Regions from separate parts of the Homo sapiens genome. Here all the other regions are linked to region 1. Evidence: read pairs that join two places in POLR2A ChIA-PET (ENCODE). Cell type or tissue: MCF 10A. All regions are shown on one strand. Region 1 has its middle 91 kb from the start of KCTD3. Region 2 holds the start of KCTD3 (potassium channel tetramerization domain containing 3). Region 3 overlaps KCNK2 (potassium two pore domain channel subfamily K member 2). Region 4 holds the start of LOC124904598 (a long non-coding RNA gene).

What was found. ChIA-PET counts read pairs that join two places held together with the same protein. Peaks named below come from ENCODE experiments on the same cell type or tissue, not always from the same donor. Only the 100,000 strongest peaks of a DNase experiment are listed, where the experiment ranks them.
Region 2: POLR2A ChIA-PET joins it to region 1 with 11 read pairs; 2 of 35 experiments call an interaction of 5 or more read pairs at or near these places.
Region 3: POLR2A ChIA-PET joins it to region 1 with 10 read pairs; 2 of 35 experiments call an interaction of 5 or more read pairs at or near these places.
Region 4: POLR2A ChIA-PET joins it to region 1 with 11 read pairs; 2 of 35 experiments call an interaction of 5 or more read pairs at or near these places.

Annotation. Positions count from the first base shown.
Region 1 is chr1:215,473,477-215,478,476 of GRCh38, forward strand. No RefSeq gene overlaps it. Among named protein-coding and RNA genes, the nearest start is that of KCTD3, 91 kb to the right of the region's middle. In MCF 10A, no CTCF peak of the experiment used is centred here; a DNase peak (open chromatin) is centred at 2,875.
Region 2 is chr1:215,564,950-215,569,949 of GRCh38, forward strand. It overlaps KCTD3 (potassium channel tetramerization domain containing 3), which reads left to right and starts at 2,355. Exons shown (of 18, transcript NM_016121.5): 1 at 2,355-2,819. The coding sequence starts at 2,737. LOC124904599 (a long non-coding RNA gene) reads right to left here and starts at 2,408. Exons shown (of 2, transcript XR_922599.2): 1 at 2,331-2,408; 2 at 1,478-2,185. RefSeq lists a silencer at 2,487-2,756 and an enhancer at 2,569-3,429. In MCF 10A, no CTCF peak of the experiment used is centred here; DNase peaks (open chromatin) are centred at 2,332, 3,072, 3,512 and 4,772.
Region 3 is chr1:215,131,223-215,136,222 of GRCh38, forward strand. All of the region lies in intron 3 of KCNK2 (potassium two pore domain channel subfamily K member 2), which reads left to right. Among named protein-coding and RNA genes, the nearest start is that of KCNK2, 51 kb to the left of the region's middle. In MCF 10A, no CTCF peak of the experiment used is centred here; a DNase peak (open chromatin) is centred at 2,539.
Region 4 is chr1:215,418,605-215,423,604 of GRCh38, forward strand. LOC124904598 (a long non-coding RNA gene) reads left to right here and starts at 4,996. Exons shown (of 3, transcript XR_007067047.1): 1 at 4,996-5,000. In MCF 10A, no CTCF peak of the experiment used is centred here; no DNase peak of the experiment used is centred here.

The DNA.
Region 1 (5,000 bases):
CTAATGGATCAGGTTCATAACCTATCTTTTATTTATTGATTTTTAAGCACTGTCTTCAAGTCTGAGTTTCAAAAAGACTATTTTTTTATAGAATACTTAGGAAAGCCTGGAGTGAGGGATGCTATTTTTGTGAGAAAAATGGGATGGGGAAAGGAGAGGTTTAAGGTAAACTTTTCCATCAATAGGATCAGTCTATTATCATGAAATTAAACATAAGACAAATTGCCCTCTTTCCCACTTCTATTAAAGTCATCTTCTCGGTGTACAGTGTCTTCTGGTTTTTGAGGAAACTGCTCTTCTGACAGTGTCTCAGGCAGAAATTGCACAAAGCACAGAGAGAAAGTGAGGAGGTTATGAGAACCATAAAAGACAGAGTAGTGGTCTGTATAGGTCAAGACTTATAAAAGAAGGATGATTTTTAATTAAAACAAGTCATTCTCTTTTATATTTCCAGGTCAATTCTATTTATTTTGTTGAGTTGTTCTTTGAGAGTAGACAGGTTTTGTTCTCTCTCAGTAATAGCATAAACAGAAATGCACAGAGGTCAGGACGACAAAATTTGCAGTCAAGAGCATCAGATTGTAAATTCCAGCTCTGCCAGGTCCCAGACCTTGGCCATGGACAAGTTTCATACCATTCTTTGAGCCTTGGCTCCTCATCTGTTAGATGTGAATGGGAGTTCACATTTGAATTCCTTCATGTGGCTGTCACGAGTATTACGTGAGATATAAGCCTCTTCCCACCATGTCTGGCACATGCTGAGGACTCGTTAGGAAACAACTGTTACTGTGCAGTTTGCAGTTTTTAAATCACTATGATAATCAGGGAAGCTTGCTGTAGTTAATAAAATTCTTTCACTCAGTTTAAGCCCATTTATTCTTGCTTAAATCTCTATAATCCTAGCCTAAATACATACCATGACACCTACCTAAGTAGGCAAAAGGTAGTTTAATCCGTAAGGCCAGTCACATCTGTTTATTGTTGGACTTTACCAAAACAAAAAGATATTTTGAATTAGATGATAAATCTGAAGAAGATATATCTTATATGTCATATGTTCCAATAATGAAACACTCAAACTGAATTTCTATCAAGACTACAGGTTGAGAAGCTAGCACTAAATTCTGTTACTTAAGCTACCCTCTGTCCACTGAGGCATTTATCCTCAAAGCAAGGAATGAACCAAAAGGTCCATAGTATGGTGGCAGGCTCCAGCAAAAGTATGGGTCTGTGAGTAATTAGTCTCTTTTATTATTCATTCATCTAATTAATAGTTATACTCTGGATATTCGCTACTTGCCAGGCATAGTTCTAAGGGTTAGGAATAGAGCAGAAAATGAAATATCCTCTTCCTTAAATACTACAGACATTGTTTTAAACATTTTAAACACTAGAGACAGTAGTACATATTACAATATATTACCTGTCAGGCTATAAACAAATAAGTAATAAATATACAGCATGTCCTCAAATTGTATCACTTCGTTCAATGTCATTTGATTATAAGGTTGATGAGAAAAGAACTGGATTCCCGGAGGAGGACTCTGCCTGTGCAGAGTTTGTACATTCTCTCCACATTTGTGTGGGTTTTCTCCGGGTACTCCGGTTTCCTCCCACATCCCGAAGCTGTGCCCGTTAGGTGAATCAGTGTTCCTGCATGGTCCCAGTGAGAGTGTGTCGGTGTGTGTGAGTGCACCCTACAGTGGAATGGCAGCCTGTCCAAGGCTGGTTCCTGTCTTGCATCTGAGCTACTGGAATGGACTCCAGCCACCTGCAACCCTGAACTGGAGTTAAGTGTGACAGAAAATGAGTACAAATTATTGTCGAAAAATAAATTTTCATGTCTAAGATAAACATACTAATGCATGACAATAAATGAGGCAGGCCCTTAGTGAGCCTGCCTATATGCAATTGTTTGTTTTTGAACTACATGGTGTTAGGAGGTTCTCCTTCCAATTTTCACTTCACAGACATTTATTTCTTGGTTTAACCCACCACCATTATGACCGCCATCAATCACTGATTCACCAAACTTCAGTAAATAATTACCTTGATTGTTTTGATTAAATTTTCTTAAATGTATGAACAGCTCATGTTTATTTCAATATTTAATATTAGAAGTGTTTTGGTCCTTATTAAGAAGTTCAGTGGTGTTTTTGTGACAAGAAATATGCCATAGCAACTTAGCTCTTGTTTATATCAATTAGCTGATGGTAACACTGGTTTTGTTATAGGTGGTTTGGCTTAAAGTCACAGTTTACAAGAACCTGTCAACAACGTTAAGTGAGGAACTACTGTATAGGTCATTTTTTGAATATGAACTATTGTCAAAAACTATGCAAAGTGAGGTTTATAAGGAGTGCCAGCTTGGAAGTTGGGTGAAGTGAGGATAAGGAAAGGCTTTAATGAAAAGATGATAAATGAGCAGAGATCCAAAGGAATGTGCCATGAAGGCAACTAAGGATAGAGTGTTCCAAGCTAGGATCCTTGGGCTGACCACAAAGATTATATTTAGTGATTAATGACAGTGATTCAGCATTCACTAAACATCTTCCAGAAAAAGTAAAATAAGATTCTGAATTTACATAGTTTATGGCTTTAAAAAGTATTTCTAACTTTATAATCAATGACAGCACAAAATCACCAGGAATGAGATCTTTGATATGTACAATTTTCCAGTACTTTATGGTAAAACCAATCTGCACTGGAGAATGTAAAGAATCAGCTATAGGCAATGTCCAATGAGCTGTTTAACTGTGGACAAAAAGAAGTGATTCACAACTGGAAAACAGAAAATACTTTACATGGTATGTGGATAGATTATAAATTGCAATAGTGACAGGGCATTTTGTGGCAGCCTGGAGGAATGGCATTGTTCCAAATCTTGAGGCCAACCAACAAGCAAAAATCTTAAATATCCTCAACAGCTTTAAACAGGAACACAATCAATCATCAAAAAATTGACGTAACATACATTCAATAAGAAAAGCCACAGCTGCACAAACAAGCAAGAGTATCTTCTCAAAAGACAATTACACAACAAAAGATGCAATCAACAGAGTGAAAAGGCAACCTACCTGTATTAGTTCATGCTCACACTGCTATAAAGAAATACCTGAGACTAGGTAATTTATAAAGAAAAGAGGTTTAATTGGCTCAGGGTTCCACAGGAAACTTACAAACATGGCAGATGGCAAAGGAGAAACAAGCTCATCTTACATGGCCAGAGCAGGAGGAAGACAGAGAAGGGGGGAGGTGCCACACATTTTTAAACAACCACATCATGAGAACTCACTATCACAACAACAGCACAAATGAAGATCATGTTAATCATGAGAAACTGCACCCATGATCCAATCACCTCTCACCAGGCCCCACCTCTAGTATTAGGGATTACATTTCAACCTGAGATTTGGGTGGGGACACAGATACAAACCATATCATTCCACTCCTGGCCCCTCCCAAATCTCATGTCCTTCTCACATTTCAAAGTGCAATGAACAGTACCCCAAAGTCTTAACTAATTCAGTATTAATTCAAAAGTCCATAGTCCAAAGTCTCATCTGAAATAAGGCTAGTTTCTTCTGCCTATGAGCCTGTAAAACCAAAAACAAGTTAGTTACTTCCAAGGTACAATGCGAGTTCAAGTATGGGGTAATTTTCCCCTTTCCAAAAGGGAGAAATCAGACAGAGGAAAGGGGCTACAGGCCCCATGCAAGTCTGAAATCCCGCAGGACAGTCATTAAATCTTAAAGCTCCAAAATGATCTCTTTTGACTCCATGTCCCACATCCAGGGCACACTGGTTAAAGAGGTGGACTCCCAAAGCCTTGGGCAGCTCCATCCCTGTGGCTTTGCAGAGTCCATCCCCTGCAGCTACTCTCAGGGGCTGGTATTAAGTGCCTGTGGCTTTTCTAGGTGCATGGTGCAAGCTGTTGGTGGATCTGCTATTCTGGGGTCTGAAGGATGGGAGCCCTCTTCTCACAGTTCCACTAGGCAGTGCCTCAGTGGGGACTCTCTGTGGGGGCTCCAACCCATATTTCCCCTCCACACTGCCCTAGTAGACGTTCATGAGGGCTCTGCCCCTGCATCAGGCTTCTGCCTGAACATTCAGGCTTTTCCATACATCTTCTGAAATCTAGGCAGAGGCTCCCAAGCCTCTCCTTTTGCATTCTGTGCACCCACAGGCTTAACACAATATGAAAGTCACCAAGGCTTATAGCTTGCAGCCCCTGAAGCAGGAGACCAAGCTGCACCTGGGCCCCTATTAGCCACAGCTGATGCTGGAGCAGCTGTGATGCAAGGAGCAGTGTCCCAAGGCTGCTCAGAGCAGCAGGGCCCTGGGCCTGGCCCACAAAACCACTCTTCCCTCCTAGGCCTCTGGGCCTGTGATGGGAGGAACTGCCAGAAGTTCTCTAAAATGCCTTCCAGGCTTTTTCCCCATTGTCTTGGCTATCAGCACTTGCATTTCTTTTAGTTATGTGAATTTATGCAGCCTGTTTGAATTTCTCCACAGAAAGAAAAGGTTTTTCTTTCCTACCACATGCCCAGGCTGCAAATTTTCCACTTTTATGCTGTGCTTCCCCTTTAAATATAAGTTCAAGTTTCAGGTTATTTCTTTGCTCATGTGTATTAGCATGGCTGTTAGAAACAGCCAGGTCACATCTTGAACACTTTGCTGCTGAGAAATTTCTTCCACCAGATACCCTAAATCATCATTCTCAATTTCAAAGTTTTACAAATCCTTAGGGCAGGGGCACAATGCCTCCAGACTCTTTGCTAAAGCACAGCAACAGTAACCTTTACTGCAGTTTCCAATAAATTCTTCTTTTCCATGTGAGACCTCCTCAGCCTGGACTTCATTGTCCATATCACTATCAGAATTTTGGTCACAACAATTTAACAAGTCTCTATGAAGTTCCCAATTTTCCCTCATCCTCTTTTCTTCTTCTGAGTCCCCCATACTTTTCCACCCTCTGCCCATTACCCAGTTCCAAAGTC
Region 2 (5,000 bases), 91 kb after region 1:
CCAGATTCAAGCGATTCTCCTGCCTCAGCCTCCCCAGTAGCTGGGACTACAGGCGCGCACCACCACGCCTGGCTAATTTTTGTATTTTTAGCAGAGACGGGGTTTCACCATATTGGCCAGGCTGGTCGCGAACCCCTGACCTCGTGATCCACCCACTTCGGCCTCCCGAAGTGCTGAGATTACAGGTGTGAGCCACTACACCCAGCTTTCTGTTGTTTTAATAAGCATTTTAGTGTTTTTATCAATTGGCTGTTGATATTCTTTCCATATTTTTCATTACTTGTTTTCTCAATTTATTTGTAGAATAATATATACATATATGATCAGATATTATATATTTTCAATCATTTGATATATGTTGCAAATATCTTTTCTCATTCTGCTATTTGTTTTTGTTAATGGTGTTCCAATTTATTCTTAAAAATTAAGTCACACCCTAACTTTAAGTTTTATGAGCAAGAAATGCCTCAGATATCTCTATATTGTTCTGGACATATCAAGAAGTCATGACCATTTGTCTTATAAAATACTGAGAACTTTTCCTTCTCTTGAAGAGATGTTCTCCTAATTTTTAAGTACAGTATAATAAAATGAACACGGTTTCATTTATTTCAGGAAAAATAAGAAGCCTTTCACAAATATATATATTTTTAAATTTATAAGGCCTTATTCTAACTCCAACTTGCCTCTTGGATTCAAAGGCTGTTAGCAACTATTCTTTCATATTCTTCCAAGGTTTGGACCTAAGGAAAATTAAATGGCCCTTTTACCACTTAAATCTTCGCTGCAAATTTTAAAGCAAAGTTTCAGATCCTGATAGAACCAGATATTATGTGTTAGGGCAAAGGCAGTTAACATTGTTTAAAGCAAGCTTGTCCAACCTGCAGCCCCATGGGTCGCATGCAGCCCAGGAAAGCTTTGAATGTGGCCCAACACAAATTCATAAACTTTCTTTCTTTCTTTCTTTCTTTTTTTCAGCTCATCAGTTATCGTTAGTGTTAGTGTATTTTATGTGTGGCCAAAGACAATTCATCTTCCAATGTGGCCCAGGAAAGCCAAAAGATTGGACACCCTGGTTTAGATTCCTAGTTGCTGCTGCTTTAATCTGAACTGTTACTCATCTTCCCTGTCTAAAGTGAAGATAATGAGGTACAATGCAGTGGTAAGGATGGTGAACAGTGGCCTTGAATTCAAGCTGCTTGCCTTGAAATTCCTGCCATCCCACTTGCTACCTATGTAATTTTGAGCAAGTTTTTTTGATCATTTTCATTCCCAAATTTCCTTTTTTAAAAATAATTATAACATTAGTTGTGACGAAGAAAGATGACAAAATATCTAAACCACCGGGTATATGATAAACACAAATTAGCTATTATTAAGCTTATCATCAACTGGGAGAAATAATACTTATCTTACATCCATATGTACTATTAACATCTTTCAAGTCGAATCTAGATAGAGCATATCACAACATTAGTATGCTTGCCAGAGGCTATTTTTTATTTTTTTGGTAAAAATTATGACAATGACAATAAAAACTTAACATCAGATACATTATCAGTTTGAATTATTATGATACAACTATGACAAAACAATTCATGTTAAGAATTTAGTACCACAAACTAATGACCTCTGAAACATAACGCACTATCTTTGTTAGTCTTTGTTAGCAGGGCATCAAGTATTATAGTATTCCGATTTAAAAAATATTTTAATAGCCACTAAGGTTTTGGGTTTGAATAGATACCGTTTAAAGCAAAAACAAATAAATAAACAAGCGCATAAAATTGTGTGTTTTCTGCGTGTGTCTAACATTAGTTGAGTGCTTACTATATTCCAGAAATAGGTTGCTGGGCATTACACAGTCTAGGGGTTTTTGTCCTTTGGTTTCCTTCCTGCTTAACAAACAAAAGCAAAAAACAAAACAAAAAAACTGCTTGGGAGATTGGGGATTAAATTGAAGAGGGTAAAGTAAGCAGTTTTCTGGGGTAAACGCTGTAAGGTTTTAAAATCTCCAAATGTTCCCTGCATTTGCACTGTCTACATTTAGGCATCAACTTTTACTACCTCTAGGATTAGTTTTTCCTTTCCCAATCCATGTTGACAAAGTGGGTCATAAAGATCCGTAGATCGTTTGCCCAGATCTGCCCTCAATCTGCGAATCAGCTTCCTCGTTTTAGAAAATCTGAAATGTAAAAGGGAAAGGGGCTGGGATCGCGTGGGGAGGAGGAACGAAATGGAATCCCGCGTGGGCAGGCGGCTGGCCAGGAGCACATTCCCCTAGCCTCCCTACGCGCCAGCCCCGCGGCGTTGGGAAGCTCCTCCCTGACCTTTCCTTCCTCCTCCTCCTCCTCATTCTAGGCGGCAGTGGCGGGCGAAGCGTGAGCGCTGCGGTATTTTGTCCCGAACGGTGACCCCTCCTCCCAGGCAGGCTGCGGCGGCGTCGGTGGCAGCGGAGCACGGAGAAGAGGCCCGGGCGGCCCGGCGGCCTGGAGGCCGCGAAAGGTGGAGGCCGGGCCGCCCTTGTGCACCGCAGGATTGACCCGGGAAGGGGCAGAAGCTAGCGAGCCCCGCCCGGCCGCCGGGAAGGTGGGGGAAGCCCCGTGCACCCCCCGCCCTCCGGCCGCCGCCGCCCCGCTGGCCCTGCAGCCGTCGCCGCTGCCTCGGGCTACAGCCCCGGGCTCGGCGGTCCCGGCTGGGGAAGGAGGGCGGCGAGCGCGTCCGGAGCCGCCGGAGATGGCGGGAGGGCACTGCGGCAGCTTCCCCGCGGCGGCGGCCGGCAGCGGCGAGATCGTCCAACTGAACGTAGGGGGGACCAGGTGAGTCGGCGGGTAGCGGGCTTGCAGCGGGGATGCCTTGGCGGCCTCCTCCTTTGGTGTCGACGGGGACCGAGAGTCGCAGGAACGAGGGCGAGCGTGGGAGGCCAAGCCTGGAGGGGAACGTGGGGGCCTCCAGGCGGCAAGAACGTCGGGCGGATTTTGGAGCTGGTGAAGCATCTGCTCTGGGAAGGGAGAGGCAGAAGGGACGCTTGGAATTACCGAGGACCAGGCCCATGTGGCAGAGTAGCTGCTGTCCTAGAATGCCAACCTTTGCCCCTCCCAACAGGCAAGGAGAACCATTACACAGCCTTCCTTACCTCATCTCAGATTAGAGTGTATTTGAGGACTTTATTTAGTAGAAACCTGGCTTTGTGGTTTGGATGTTGGAGATGAACTTGCTTTCCTTTCTCTTTGGTCAACGAGGTGTCGGTTTTCTTAGGGAAGAGTGCGGTGTTCTTTTCCGCGCCTAATTAGGGGATTTGTAATTTGAAAGATTTCTGTGATGGGAGTGCAGTAGGTTTGCAGTACCTAGTTATTTATTTTCAGAATTTCTTGGTGCATGGGCTTGAAGGATCTGTTCAACTTCTAGGACAGTGTGTCCAGAAACTGCAGTTTGAACATTTGCTTTTAGGAAGCTCTGGATATTGGCACGGTGTGACGCCCTTGGAGTAAACAGACTGAATGCTCTTCTCTGTCTGTTCTCTTTCTGGCCTTCCGCCCCCCCCCCCCCCCGCCCCTTCTGTGCCTGTTATTAAGTTTGTTGGGGGAAAAAATCGTAGTTTTTGTGGATTTCCTATAACTTATGAGTCACTCCTCTCAGAAAAGGGAGTTTGCCAGCTGTTTGAAAGAAGGATTAGTTGAGTTTTAGGCTTGGTAAGGAGATAAACAAGGAAATGCTCTGGAATACAGTTAATTTTTCTGTGCTTGAGAATATGATTTTCAACCAGCATTTTAAAAGTATTTTAATGTCTTAGAACCATAGTGATAAAAAATGTCTACTGTAGTGCTTTAATCCTAAACATTTGATAGCTTTCTAGAATTTAACACAGAAAACCATGGTACTTCGTTCTTAGGGTTTTTCCTCTTCCCCCAAATCAAAACTTAGATAATTTACAACGTTATTGCAGTTGTATAGAAACCAGTCTTATGGAGATTTATGTCTCCTAATGTAAGAAATGGAGTTTTTCCTAAAATCACGTTAAAATATTGGAAGTTTGGTAACTTGTGGAATACCCCTAAAGAGGAGGCCTGCAATGTGTGTTGATTATACTGAAGAGTAGCAGTATAATCATTTACAATCCCTACACTGGTTTCTACTTGCTATTGATAGTTAATGTATTTCTTTTCTTTAATTTTCTTTTTTTTTTTTTTTGAGACGGAGTCTTGCTCTGTCGCCTGGCTGGAGTGCAGTGGCGCGATCTCGGCTCACTGCAGCCTCTGCCTCCCAGTTTCAAGCGATTCTCCTGCCTCAGCATCCCGAGTAGCTGGGTCACAGGCGCGCGCCACCACGCCCGGGTAATTTTTGCATTTTTAGTAGAGACGAGGTTTAACTACGTTGACCAGGATGGTCTTGATCTCCTGACCTCGTGATGCTCCCGCCTCGGCTTCCCAAAGTGCTGGAATTACAGGCGTGAGCCACCGCGCCTGGCCGATAGTTAATATATTTCTATTCAGACATTCACAAGGACATACAGTATTATTGTAAAAATTAAGCAGTATTGTTATTTACTATGTGGATGGCTTAATACTGAGTGAACTCTTATTAGAGACTGCAGAATTCATTTAAAAGTTTTAACTCATAAGGCAGTTATCTTGGCACTGTAACTTTTTTTTTTTTTTTTTTTTGAGACAGAGTCTCGCTCTGTCATCCAGGCTGGAGTGCAGTGGTGCGATCTCGGCTCACTGCAAGCTCCGCCTCCCAGGTTCGCGCCATTCTCCTGTCTCAGCCTGGCACTGTGACATTTTATCTTGTGTTTACATTATTTATGAAACTTGAGCTTATCAGGTTCTAATTTTTTCTAAGTGATATTAGCAAAGATACAAAATAGTACATATATTACTGGTTTGAACAGTTTACAAGACATGAAATTGTTAGTGGGAATGGAAACATTAAAAAACTTCAGAAAATTGTTAAGATAAAATGGCTTATAAAATAAGTAGTAATGGTATGGCCCGTAGAAA
Region 3 (5,000 bases), 340 kb before region 1:
CAAAAATGACGTATGGACAACTGTATTCTATTTCAAGACCAATTTAAAGATTAGAATAAAATGTAAGAAGATTTTATTACTTGGAAGCATTAAAATTATAATTTTTATAATTATATAAATATAATATCAATTTATTATATATTACATATTAATTTTATTGATATAGTAATATGTAATTAGTATATTTATATTTTATATAATTATATTATTATGTATTATATTCATATATTATTTTATATAAATTATATATTGATATTAATGTATGCAAATTATTAATATATAAAATTATATTAATTATAATTATATATTAATCTAGTTATATGTTAATATAATTTAATATAATTATATTTAAAACAATAAAATATTCTCCAGTGGAAAGTAAACTGCAATGTCAGGGTTAGGAGTTGCCTGCATTTATCACTCAATTATTATATCTGAGTGTCAGAATGCAAATAACAAGAAGGCCACTATGGTCTACAGTGACTTTAAGATACCAAAGCATTTCTCTTCAGTCTTAATGAAAAACTTAATTTTTCCTTAGAGCAACATTTCTCATATTTTCAAATGACTCTTATTTTCTATCACCGGAGTGTAGAGATTGAATTTGGCTAAACAGTTTCTGTGATTTTCTGTTTGTATTTTTGTTTCTATATTTTGAACCTGCCACTGGGGCTTTCAGTTGGCTTTTACCTAGATTGAATTGCTAAAGCTATTATGATAACAATCACAGACTTACTGCAAACTTGTATTTTTCCAGTTTGGTATAATGCTTAAGTAATTACGAAAACAAAACAAAACAAAAAAACACCAGGAAGAAAATTAAAAGTTTGCAGTAATTTTAACAAGCAATTCCAGATAAAAAGGAGTCACTTTTGGAAATACAGAAAGTATACTGAACACCGCAAAGCCTATGCTTGTTTTCAGCAGGGAGTCTAATACCTTTCTTTCTGTTGGATGTGGGACAAAACTATAACTTGAAAGGATGAGGAAAAATTGTGTTTTCTGTTCAACTTTATGACCACAGAAGCCACTGCCTGAACTTGGAAATGAATGGACCTGAAGCAGTGGTGTGGAATTTGTCAGTAAGCCTTTTCCCAAAGGATGTCGTCATTGTAGCTCTGCCTGTTGGGTGCTAACTTATTAACTTAGTACACTCATAACTCTGTGGCATTTCACTAGTCTCTTGCATGTTCTCAGAGAATTGTGTATTGGATTTTGGGAGTCCATTGAGGTTCTCTCAGGCAGCTTAAAAGACAATGAATTTTGCAAGGTGACTTCCAGTTCCTACTCTACAATCTCATTGCATTTTTCTTTATGCAAGCTCGTGAAAGTAGATGATTATTTTTCCAAAATATGTACTTTCAGTATTGTGTATTTGAAATACAAAAATTGAAATTAAATTTGGGTCTTTTATTTTGTGTTATTTATCCCATCTACTTAAATTAATGAAAACAAAACCCATATCGGAATATTATTAGTAACGTTTGCTCCTGCCACTCAAAAATCTTCATGTAGGCTTATTTATTTTCTAAGTTAAAATGTGTTTCTCAGAGAAAATTTCTTATGAATGATAGCTAAGTTGGCAGAGTGAAAAAGTATATTTGATAGGGAATAAAGCTGAATTACTACATAAATAGTATTGTAGACTCCAAAGCAATAATGAAATAGATTAGTCTTCTCTTCTCATTGCCTATGTATGTTACATCAGGCAAGAAGAGCACCTAGTACCCAGAATCCTGTGCTAGCTGTAAAGGGATTTGAGAACATTAGGGATATAATCTTCCCAGAAGTTAGGCATAATTTGTTTTGTTTTGGGTTTTTTTGTTTGTTTTTGGTAACAGGAGAAAACATAACAATATATTATAGATCTAACAGAAGCTTCAGCAAGAGAAAGTTTGCATATTGGGTAGCAGCATCATAGTTGCCCATATCTCTAGTGTAATTCAAGTCAGGAATTGCTTGTATTCTGAAACAAAACACACTTTCACCCATTCCTGAATAATTTTGAAAAGTTTTCAATAGCATATTTTAATCGTCTGAAAAGCAATCACTGTTAAATGTTGTGATCTTGAAATTATCCAAAAATTGGAAGCAAGGAATAGTCATGAAGTTCATGCCCTGAATAAATACAGAACCTATTTTTTCTTGTCATTCCCCCTTCCTAACTTCTGAAATGCAGAGCTGTTCATTCTAGATTATAGATTTTGCAGAGCATCTGACTGACCACCAGACATCCAAGTATTGCTCTGAATGTGATTAAAACTAGGTGTAATGATTATCAGAAACTTTTTTTCTATGTGTCTCGGGTGTTTTGTTTGATAAGAAAGGAATGTGGCAATGTTCAGGCCTGTCTACTTTCAGCTGGTAATTAGGCTGCATGTTTGTTTTCTTCCTAATTCTTTTTTTTTTTTTAATTTTAGACTTGTGCAATCTTACTTACTCTTGGAAAATTGGCATTGTTATTTATGTGGTAGGGTGCATATTGCATGATGTTTACAAAAAAAGTACCTGTGCCAAATGAAGTTCATGTTTAACTATTGTGGTTTATGTGCACCTAAAGTACAATGCTGACGTGACTTATTCCAAATGGAAAGGAATTCCATACAGCCAACTCTTGGTTCTAACAGAGCATTGGGAGGACTAGTGATGATATGAACTACTGAAAGCCACAGGTTATCCAAAAATGCACATTAATTGCTAATCTTAAATTTCTTCCCCTTCCAACTTTAATTTTAAAGCAAAAACAACAAACAAGAGGCCAAGTTTGGTTGGTGTGTCCTACCTCTCCCCTCTAGGCGTAAATATCCCTTATTGAAGATGCTAACAAAGAGTGAAATTGCCAAAGCCAAGCAGTTAGAGAAGAAAAAATGAAAGTAAGGGTGTAAAAGAAAAAAAAAATTCTCCCACTGTGTTCTTACGACTTGACACAGGGCATTTCTGACACCAGATGTGTGGGATTTTTCTGCAGTTCTCCACTGGACACCAGCTGGGTTTCCTCTACTTCAATTCAATTCTGACACTGTCTACCTGGAATTAGCATCAGATCCCACAGGTGAAGGGCTCAGTCCCGCAAGACTGTCCCCACTCCACATGCTGGTCACAAGTTCGAGCCTCCCTGGGTTTCATCTGGAGCAGCTCACAGAACTCAGGGAATAGTTTACTGACATTTACCAGTTTATTACAAAGGGTATTACAAGGGATACAGATGAAAGACATACATAGGGAAAGGGATGTAGGAAGGGGTGAGGAGGTTCCACAACCTCTCTGGGATACATCCATGTGTTCTGCAACCCCAAAGCTCTCCAAACCCCATAGTTCAGAGATTTTTATGAAAGCTTCATCATCTAAGTGTGGTTGATTATCAGTCTCCAGTTCTTCTCACCTTTCTGGAGAATTGCGATGGGGCTGAAAGTTCCAAACTTGTAGTCATGGCTTGTTTTTTTTCTGGTGACCAGCCGCCATCCTGAAGCTATCCAGGAACCCAGTAAGAATCACCTCATTAGAACAAAAGATGCTCCTATCACCCAGGAAATTCTAAGGGATTGGAGCTCTGTGTCAAGAACCAGGATCAAAGACCGATTATTAGAATAAAAGATCCTCCTAGTAACCCTTTTGCTCTAGAAATTACAAGGGTTTTAGGGGGCTCTGTGCCAGGAACTTGGGATGAAGACCTATATATATATATATTTCTTATTATAAATTATAGTATCATGAGGAATATGAAATAAGTCATATTCAGCCTAAATAGCCTATGTTTAAAGCATACATGTTTTAATAGATAATTTCAGTGGTACCTGTAGACAACTTTGTGAAGCTATGTTTTAACTTGATGGAAAAAAAGACTGCAGACATGACCTCCTAATTAGCATTATACTACAACTAAAATCATGTGCTGTACATATTGATGCAGACTAGTTTTGCTTATGCTGCTTAGAAGGAAAATAACTCTACATTTTTTTAAAGGAGTGATACAGTACAAGGAACATCAGATTTCACTTCAGAAAACTTAGGTTCAGGGTTTTGTCTTTGCCACTAGCTAGGCAAAGCTAGTGTGATTCTGGGCAAATCACAGTTCTATTATCCTTAATTTTCTCATTTGTCAACTGGGGCTAGTATTTCTCAAGAGTTGTGAAGACTAAATGAGGCTGCATATATGAAAATAGTTTGTATATTGAATGACTGTATACTAATTTTTAGGGTAAGCTAACTTTATTATTGACTAATTTTTATTATTTTATTATTAGTGTAAGCCAATATTATTTTTTACATATTTATTTCTGCCACTAATATTTAAAAAATAAAATTGATTGTTTCTTATAGCTTTAATTCATACCCCTAATTTTTATAATATAAAAATTAAAAAAAAAATTGTTTAGCATAGTTTGAATGTACAAAATTCAGTCCCAAACCAGTTATTCCCACAAGACTGTGTCACACTTGACTATTTCTTCACCTAGTTAATTTTTATTTTAATTTAATGAAATGGCCAACCAGTTATTTTTTATTTTATTTATTTATTTATTTATTTTTGAGATGGAGTCTTGCTCTGTCACCCAGGCTGGAGCACAGTGGCGTGATCTCGGCTCACTGCAACCTCCGCCTCCTGGGTTCAAGCAATTCTCCTGCCTCAGCCTCCCGAGTAGCTGGGACTACAGGCACGTGCCAGCATGCCCAGCTAATTTTTGTATTTTTAGTAGAGACGGGGTTTCACCATGTTGGCCAGGATGTTCTCAATCTCTTGACCTCATGATCCACCCACCTCAGCCTCCCGAAGTGCTGGGATTACAGGCGTTAGCCACCGTGCCTGGCCTACCAACCAGTTATTTTAATGATATTTAGATAATCCAAAATGTGATCATTCAAAATAGTGTATAATGTTACCACCTTTTTTTTACTTCTGGAGGCAGAGTCTCACTCTGTCGCCCAGGTGTAGCATGACCCCGGTTCACTTCAACCTCCACCTCCTAGGTTCAAGTGATTCTCCTGCCTCAATCTCCTGA
Region 4 (5,000 bases), 55 kb before region 1:
CTATATCGTTATTGACTTAATTTGCCACTCCTCTGAAGAGACTTTTAATTTGAAAACAAAGATTTGATATCTACTAGTGTGACTGTCACTTTCTGTGGAACCTGGATGCCTTTGAACCACTTAGTCCTGTGACAGAGGTGATTGAACAAAAGGCTGATCGTTGATCCTACAGTCAGGAAAATATGAAAAATCTTAAGTGATCTAGAAAAAAACTGATGCAATTAGTTTCTTGACTTTTCATTTGTTAAAAAAGGTTTGAAAATCCTTGGTGCTGCATTATTGATAACATTAGAAGAATCTATTGTTCATTTCAACAAAGCCAAAACCTAACATTTGCCTAAATAATCTGGCTTTGCTTTGACCTTCAGCCCCTTTGCAAGCTTCACCTCTCTTCCTCAACCTCAGTATTCCAGGAACTTCCTGTGTGTGGTCTGGCCTGTTCCCTCTCCCCATTCCTCCTTTCCTGGTTTCCTCTCCATTCTTGTAGTCCTGGTTCTTCTTTCTCTCTACCTCTGCTGCCACCCACGGTCTTGGCACAGACAGCAACATTCAGATGTGTTGTCTGCCCCATATCAAACATCCAGATATCTGGATATCATATAATGGACTGAAATTTTAATTTTCCTTCCAAGAGTTTGCCTGTGATTTAGACAGAGTCTTTGTATTGTCTGGTTCAGCTCTGGGAATTGTCAAATTATCTGTAAAGAAGAATAAAACAGACCTAAGGATGAGGGAATCCAGTGAGTTTAAAGAGATCATCCTAAACTTGACCTTTGCTGTCAGTTTTACTGAGATAAGAAACATCTGCAAAATCTATATCTGCGTACTAAAATGCCTTTTGTTTAGAAACTGAACCTTTGAGGGGGTGAGGTCAGAGAACAGTTAGGAAATTGTTTCTTTTTTGTAATATGCTAAGAACTTCCATCCCAGAGAGGGGTAGGAGGATAAACTTCCTCTTTAAAAGCTATTAACCATATCCCTGGAAAAAGCAGAAGCTTAGACTGAATAAAACAATGCAATAGAATTTCATATTCTTTGATTAAGGAAAGTATTACTTCTCAATATATGCAATGGACCATGTAATTTCCATTTTTGACTTTCCCAAAGATATTGCCACCATATTTGAAAATTGAAAATAATATTTAGAAAAATCAAATCTAGAAATTACAAATAAAATATAATTCACAAATTAAAAATAAATACTCCTAATAAATTTATGTAGGCTTTATGATATAGAACTCTTGATCATTGGGTTAATTCACTTCTTTGAACTTCATAATGATAAAATAACTAAAAATTTATATCCTTATTTTCCCTCCAAAAATCAATTAACCTACAAGTCTACAAACAAAACAAAATCCATGAAATACTAAAACAATTCTTAAAATGAAGTTTATAAGGATTTGGCTGTCTGGGATTACAAGATTATAGCCATTAAAAATCTCCAGAAGGGATTTAATTTTCTGCCTTAGGCGCTTGGCCCTTTTACACATAAAATAAGTATCTAGGTGCAAAGATAAATCTGGTCCTCCTGCTGTATCTATGTAATTTAAATTTTCAGACGTGCTTTAGATACAAAAAAAAAAATGACAAGTTTCACAATAGTGAAAACTTCACAATTAATGTTTTTGTAAATAAGTAATTAAAACATTCTGTGTTATATCTGTTCTATTTTGCTGATTAATTTGGAAATACCATCTCATACCTTTTAAATTCCATATAAACAGAACTGCTTAAGTAAAATATGATACCAGTACTCTGAATTAGTTTCCAGAGATTCTTGGGAAGATGTTCTATTTTAACTTGAGGGCCAGTTAATTATTTTTTAAAATTATGAAATAATCAAAAATTGCATTTGTAGGAAGATTTTGCTTTGATGTGATTTTTTATCCCTAACATTACAAAAAAAAAAAAAAAGACTGCAAACTAAGTCCAAACACTTGACATTTGAATCTACAGTGAGAATAGCTGACATGCATCATTTCAAGTATAAATCATCATAAATAATGATTATTATAACCAGAATTTTCAGGCTACTGCCAAGTCTCTGAACTACATAGGCCTCTCTTTTCTTTTTTTCTTTTATTATTTTTTGTAATAAAAAAGAAAACATAGCATAAATGTGCCCTCTTAACAGCTTTAAGTGTACATTATAGTATTATTAACTATATGCGTTTTGTCATATAACATCTCTCTAGTACTTTCATATGCCATGGCTGACATTCTATATTCAGTGAACAACTCTCCATTTCCCCCTCCCTGCAGCCCCTGACAATCACCTACTTTCTGTTTCAATGAGTTTGATTACTTTAGATACTTTATATAAGTAGACATCGGTCTCCTTTGGGTAATTTTCCATTATGTCATAACAGTAAATATTAATATGTGCTCCTTATGCTATAGTTTTATCATCCCAGCTGTGGTGGATATGGTGGACTGATTTGCTCAACTATATTTCTTTCTAGTTGTACCTTCTTTCTAGTTGTAGCTTCCTGAACTGTGGACACTGAAAACCAGAATCAGTATCTCCCACACTCACAACTGAGTTCTGGATGTGATTTTGGTTTTGCCAGTTAGATCCATTCATGTAAGATTTGGAAGCAGAAGTAAGACAGAGGTTGAAATCCTTGTGCTTTTGGAAGTTGCTTCTGGCACACAAAAATATGGAGACATAGGTTCTTCTGCAGTGGCGTATCAATGTTCAGTCACTAGCTTTGTGGGTACTGAAAAGCAGTTGCAGTAGTGTTGGTGGCAACTGGAATCAAATCAGTTTTCTGGCATCCCGGTGCCAACTTTGTTGGTGTCAAGAGGCAGCTGGAGCAGTAAAAGTGGGAGCCTCCTGATCCTGGATTCAACTACAGCAGATTGCTCTTGAACTCATCAATTCTAGCAGCCCTCCTGATCCTCTTTTCTTTTCTTGGGTTTTGTTTGTTTGTTTTAGATGGAGTCTTGCTCTGTCACCCAGGCTGGAGTACAATGGTGCCATCTCAGTTCACTGCAACCTCCACCTCCTGGGTTCAGGCAATTCTCCCGCTTCAGCCTCCCGAGTAGCTGGAATTACAGGCACCAGGGATGATGATCCCCCAACTTTCTAACTGTAATAGAGGGTGGCTGCTTTGTTGGCAGGTCAGCTTAGCCATTTCATTCTACAAGTCTTCCCTAGGGACATAACCTAGTGCCCATTCCTTTCAACCTTTGCAGTGATTTATTTAAGCATCTAATTCTCTGTAGTAAGCCACTTTTCACTTAAAATTGCCAAAGTGATTCTTATTCCTCCAACTGGCCCTTGGCTGATATAGCAGCTGAGAGAATTATAGCCTGTTTTAACTAGATTCCAGCTTCAATGCCCCTCCCTCTGCCCTCAGTTTATTAGATGCCTTTGGCTTTAATTAATGTCAAAAATGACTCATGATCAGTCATTTTAATGCTAGTCTCTTCAATTGCTCAGATTGGATTACTGCCGCAAAAATAACAAACTAGCATTTTGGTATTTATTCACTATAATTTTGAAATACCACACTAATGCCAATATTTCATTTTTAAAAGTACTCAGGATTCATATTTTTAAAAACCAATGAAATTAAAAATATAATAGATTTTAAACAGAAAAAAACTTAAATAAAAATGTAAATTAATGTAGATATAAATCTTAAACACATTTTCTAATTCTGATATAACCATTAGGTGATAAAAATGGAATAAAGTATCATTGAAAAATACAACCTAAACATATAAAAATAATGTAAAAGTTAAGCATTTTAAGATGAAACATTATTTTGCCTATTTTTAAATATGCAACTTTAAAAGACAAATGCAGCAGCAAGTGTGCATTAAGATATTTTGAACAACATATTTTAAGCTTCAGCTACAAATTCTGATTTTTTTTACTTATAAATAGAATGTCTAGAAAATACTGTCATGACAATCCAAACATTATCCTCTAGCTCTTTCATCTTCAAATAATCTTATCTCTTGTCTTATAATTTCAAATAAATATTTTTAGAGACTTTTGTTTAGGGGCAGGGTCAGACACTAAAATCTTTATACTGAGAGTGAAATGTTCTTGTTTTAAGAAAGCATTTCCAGTCTGTCTTCCTCTTCTTTGGTTTCATTGTGTATAGATGGGGAGTCTGATTTAGAATTACTTATATCTATTTTGATTTCATATTTCCTTGATACTTTGAAAAGTCATCTAACTACAATAAAATCTGTTCTTTCAGTAGAAGCTTTGCAGGACTCTAATAATGGCTGCTTATGAAAGTCATACAGACAAGGATGTGGACTGGGATATCATTTTTGTATTTCAGCCATCTAACTTAATCTCAAGATAAAAATCACTTGGATTTCAGGATTTTTTTAAATTACCAGAAGAACAGTTCATAGGCACAAACAAGGGGTTCTCCAAATACCTCAGACACAGACCTCTCCTTCGCCACATACATTTTTCTGTTCTACATCTCACTCTCCCTCCAACCCACATTTTACCCTTCCTGACTCTCAAAGGATTGCACTCTCTTTCCTTATTGTAAAATGAGAAGCCTCCTAAGAAAAGCCCTTTCATCATCATTTCTCATCAGTCCAAGCCCTTTTGTCTTTTCTTTCTTTTTTATTTCCTATCCCAAGGGAAGAGGTTCCCTTGCTTTGTGAAATTTGTCAAGATCAAAATAGAGTCACTTGTGTAAAAATGCACACACACTCACACATAGAACAAAAAACACCCTGGCAGATAGAAACAGGGAAGGCCGTGGAGAGAAGGATTCTCACAAATAAATGCCCCATAACAGAAACTATCACAAAAGACTAAAAACTGTGAACTTGCACAAAGGCCATCACAATTTTACACACAAAAAAATACTTCTGCAGGGACATCTGCCCAGCAACTGCCTGTCCAACCTTGAACTGGTGCCACCCTTGTTATTGATCTTTGAGGCCAAGGATAATTATCTCAAAACAATTATGTCATTTTTCCTTTCAAAACTTTTGTCTTCCCTTACCTCCCT